2 separate regions of the Homo sapiens genome follow, and region 2 is linked to region 1. A link is a loop called in an ENCODE intact Hi-C map of the cell type or tissue named here. Cell type or tissue: PC-3. All regions are shown on one strand.

Evidence for each region. A loop is a pair of places that touch in the nucleus more often than their neighbours do. Peaks named below come from ENCODE experiments on the same cell type or tissue, not always from the same donor. Only the 100,000 strongest peaks of a DNase experiment are listed, where the experiment ranks them.
Region 2: a loop joins it to region 1, with 6 times the contacts of the local background. A loop is called at or near these places in 1 of 110 quality-filtered maps.

The regions. Positions count from the first base shown.
Region 1 is chr4:104,814,444-104,816,943 of GRCh38, reverse strand. No RefSeq gene overlaps it. Among named protein-coding and RNA genes, the nearest start is that of CXXC4, 320 kb to the right of the region's middle. RefSeq lists an enhancer at 1,070-1,159. In PC-3, no CTCF peak of the experiment used is centred here; a DNase peak (open chromatin) is centred at 1,133; H3K27ac peaks cover 358 bases.
Region 2 is chr4:104,727,472-104,729,971 of GRCh38, reverse strand. LOC124900746 (a long non-coding RNA gene) reads right to left here. Exons shown (of 2, transcript XR_007058212.1): 1 at 2,262-2,500. Among named protein-coding and RNA genes, the nearest start is that of CXXC4, 230 kb to the right of the region's middle. RefSeq lists an enhancer at 1,166-1,460. In PC-3, no CTCF peak of the experiment used is centred here; a DNase peak (open chromatin) is centred at 1,371; H3K4me3 peaks cover 451 bases; H3K27ac peaks cover 2,468 bases.

The sequences.
Region 1 (2,500 bases):
TGTTTCTTAGTAAAACTCTTACCAACCTAAAATAAGAAGTTCAAGTAACAGTGTTAGATGAAAGTGGTCAGAGCTGCCTTCTGTTTTTCATTCTAGTAGTGCGTAATGGTGTTTGCCTATTATGATTGGATATGGACCCTGACAAGGATACATATGACTTATTCCTATGGGATATTCAAAAATTTGTCTTTATGTGTATGTATACATTGTGTGTGTGTGTGTGTGTGTATCAAAGTATATACATATGCACTTTAAAAATGTGTGACCAGGCAAAGTTTGTCAATGTTCATCTTAATAGAAGTTTAATTTCAATAAATAATGAACAGGTGTGAAGACAATGTGTGATATCAGGAGCAATGAAGAGGAAAGCAGGGTACTTTGCATAGGAGGCTGTGGGTACAGCTGGTGTTATTATATAGGAGTTAATGTAAGGGCAATAGACAAGTTTCTGAGGGTGTCCGCTGGCAATGTAGCACCTTTGAATGTTGGTTTTAGAGCCTGTATCTCTGTCATAGGGCTCCAAGTCCAACCAGTAAGCTGATTTAGATGGTTAGCCTACTTTGATGCTACCTGGGAACTTCACCATCTCCGGAATCACTCTCCCTCTCATCTCTGTTCTTCCTGTCTTTATTTTCTTTATGCCAGAATGCATGGCCATCCTATCTAGGTGTCTTATCAGTCAAGGAAGCAGCACCTCTTCCTACTTATACTAACAACTTTCTCTCACTTTTTATTATATAGTTTCTTAATGTCTGAAAGGTAACTCACGTGAAAGAAGATCTCCCATGATCATGCAAGGTATTTTCAGAGACCCATCTCTGGGTGTTTTCTTTAAGCCCCATTTTTTTTTCTAGTACCAATTCTTATTTGCCCAGTATGCATGACTCTTCTCCCTATATTAAGCAAATGAAAAATGCAGAATGAAAAAGTCTAAGAACCACTTCAGACCTCTGTACTCTGTAGCCACTGCTTCCCCTTTTCATGTGCCCTGCCCCCAGCCACTTTTTCATACCTTCTGTTCAAGTTCCAAAGTAGACCTCATCAGTCTTGTTTCTGTAGTACTCCTTGTCCTTAACTTCACCTCATTGCTCTTGCAAATCCTCTGACATGCACCCATGTAATCTGGTTTCCTGGGAAACAAACTTGCTTATTCCTTGAAAGCTTCAGTTACTCATATTTATACAGTGACTATCATTCTCACTTTTTATAGACTATATCTTTGTTGGCTCTACATAAGCAAATAATTGAGAGTCGAAGCAGTTTCTCCTTACAACACTCAACATACTAGCTGTAGCTAAAGGCATTTGGAATAAGCTGTAACTTTGTCTTAATACCTTTCTCTTTCTACTTAATACTATAAGGATATGAGAAAAACAGTTAGTTGTCACTTCTATTTTTCATTTCTTCTCAAAGATAGCTGACTTTTCTTGTTCATGTCATTACTGTCTGAGGAACTTTCATTTTCTTGTGTTCCTATTGTCTTAGTAAATTTGTGCTTCTATAACAAAATATCTGACTCTGGGTGATTTATAAAGAATAGAAATTTATTTCTTACTCTCTAGAGGCTGAGAAGTCCAAGATCACTGTGCTGACAGGCTTTGTGTCTGGTGAGGGCTTCCCTCTCTTCTTCAACATGGCACTGTTTCTGTGTACTCACATGACAGAAGGTGGAAGGGCAAAGGAGTGGCATCAGATGATGCCTCTTTTATAAGGCATTAATCCCATTCATAATGACAGAGCCCTCATGATCTAATCATCTCCTGAAGTCCCCAACTTCTAATATATCACCTTGGTGATTAAGTTTCTTCCTCTTCTTTTTTTTTTTTTTCATTATACTTCAAGTTCTGGGATACATGTGCAGAATGTGCAGGTTTGTTACATAGGTATACATATGCCATGGTGGTTTGCTGCACCCATCAACCTGTCATTTGGGTTTTAAGCCCCCCATGCATTAGGTATTTGTCCTAATGCTATCCCTCCCATTGCTCTCCACCCCCAACAGGCCCCATGTGTGAAGTTCTTCTCCCTGTGTCCATGTATTCTCATTGTTCAACTCCCACTAATTATTGAGAATATGTGGTGTTTGTTTTTCTGTTCCTGTGTTAGTTTGCTGAGAATGATGGTTTCCAGCTTCATTCATGTCCCTGCAAAGGACATGAACTCATTCTTTTTATGGCTGCATGGTATTCTATGGTATATATGTGCCACATTTTCTTTATCCAGTCCATCATTGATCGGCATTTGGGTTGGTTCCAAGTCTTTGCTATTGTAAATAGTGCTGCAATAAACATATGTGTGCATGCATCTTTATAGTAAAATAATTTATAATCCTTTGGGTATATATCTAGTAATGGAATTACTAGGTCAAATGGTATTTCTGGTTCTAGATCCTTGAGGAATTACCACACTGTCTTCCACTGTTACACAATGATTGAACTAATTTACACTCCCACCAACAGTGTAAAAGCATTCCTATTTCTCTACATCTTCTCCAGCATCT
Region 2 (2,500 bases), 87 kb after region 1:
GAGTTTCTTATTCAACTATTCTTTTAAAGGACAAATAAGTCTACCCCTTCTTTCTCAACACATAAATATTCTCTTATTTCTACTTTTTCTCTCCATGTTATTGGTGTTCTTAATATTTCCAATATTAATGGAAAGGCACTGATCTTATTTTCCCAAATTATAGGTTTATTATGAAGCCCTTTAATCTTTCTTTGAAAGGCCTTGCCATGAGACTGAATCATTTGATTTTTTTTCTACAGTCCTTTTAGAAACAGGAAGGCCTTTATTTATAAGTTTGATAAAATCCAGGCATGAGCAAATGTAAACTTATTTATTTACATGTATCAGATATGAATGCATGATGTCACATAACACTTGCACCACTAGAGCCCACCACCTGTGGAAATGTCCCTGTACAGCAGACAGAATCAATTAATGCAGAAGATTTGGTTTGTATTGGGTATTGGCAAGTGGAGTACAAGTCCTATTTGGGGTAAAAAACATGTTCTCTTGAAAAAAAGATAAATTATTTTGTGGGGTAAAAGAGTTTCTTTAAGGGCAAACTGGCCAGTACTGGAAAAGACACATGGCCATGAGCATAATAAATTTTAAATAGGTACCTTTACAAAATTACTACATGGTTATTTCTGTAAACATGCACAAAATATTCATTCATGATTACCTTTTAAATACTAATGTAATAAGGTAAAATTCTCAATTTGTGGTATTTATACATTTCATTTTTGTTTTTATTATCCTCTTCAATATTGCAAATATACCCCATTGCAAAGCTATCCTCACGAAACTCCAAAATCTCTGTACAACCATGTTATTTAAATAATACTATTTGAATGATCATATCAGAAGATGAACAGAATTGATAGCAATGTCTTCCAAGACTTGTAATAATAGGATAGGAGTGCTTACATTTCCTGGTGTAGACATTTTTTATAACACTTAACAAATGGTCACTAAATGAAATCTACAGTAGGCAACCCACAGTCTCATTTCCATCTGTCTCTCTCTAAACATAATTGCCTTCAATCAGCTCTTGCTCTATGGGTTTTTTAAATTGTGTAGAAGTGCTTCCTTGATGAATACAATATGGAATATCTCAGCTTTATCCCCAGAGATTGAGGCATATCTGTAAAAACCTTGAAAGTTTGTAGGTGTTATACTAGCAACTGATTGCTGGAAAGTTACTATTTACCGTATAGCCTTATAAAAGGTTTAGCTTTCTCTCAAAATCTTTGCAAGCTATTTGGACCATGCTGAATGATTTCTTGAATGAGTTGACTCATCTTTTGCTGTTCACACACATATTCCTGAAAGGATGAATCACCAAGAAGAGTGAACCTTGAGCACAGACTGAAGCTTGGCCAAAGTAAATACCAAGCCAAATAAATCAGCATTTTCTTCAGCTGGGTCACCCGTGGGCAAAGGTAGAATGGGCTACACATGCACAGACCTCAAAGTTTCACCGAACAGAGAGTAGAGGGAAGTTCCAGGGATGGGGAGATCCTGACACAGCCAATCAAATCATTCTGGATTGGAAAGGCTCAGAGAAGCTAGGAGACAGAAAATGCCATAAAAATGTATCAAGTTAATTTCACGCTTTTCCACCTTCAACTTTAGCACAAATTAAATTTAATGCTCCTCAGCCTGAGTGGTCTGCATGCAAAATGGTACCACGTGGTTGAGGCTGATGGAGATAAAAAGAGTTTAGTGTTATTTACAAAATAGTATGAAAATATTTGTTTTGTGATCATGAGTTGCTTTACAGTAATTAAAATATCCCCTCCTCTTCTTCTTAAAGGTACTGAAACTCTTGTAGCTTACACACGTTAAAATTAAACTGTTTACTGTTCCGCAATATTAGATACCAAGTTAAGGTGTTTCAATTTCCACAAAAAATGAGTGGTTTCATTCATTAGATGATCTCTAAAACATCTTCTTGTACTAATGATTTAGAATCTAAATAGGGCCTATCTTTGTCTCAACATAAATGTTAGAATAAAACTCCACAGGACAAAAAGACATGATGTGTGTATGATCCATATGTCCAGGAAACAAACACGTTTCTAATATTCAGTAGAATTGCTGATACCAGCTTTCTAACCAAGATGAAACAAATCCAGGCTAACCCTGCTGACACACGACAACCCTAAGCGGTAGCTAAGGATTAGGGACTTTGACCTGTAAATATTTGTGAGAAAATAATACAAAATTTATTCTGCCTTTCTTCTCTTATTTTCTTGGTCTGGAATATAATATCAACCTACCAGGAACCCTGAAGAATTTTTGGGCTTACAGAAAAGTCTGCCTTCTTCCAGATCTGTTCCTTCAGGAATAACGAGATGTTACAAACCCACAGGAACTGGGTATTTGTTGTAAGAGCTAGGGAGAGGATCTAGGGACAAGGAAGAAAACAGAAAAAGTAGTCAAAAGTTATGTTTCGGGTCATTTTTCACCACAATTAACATATTCTTCCTGCTCCTTATCAGTCCTAGGACATTTTTCC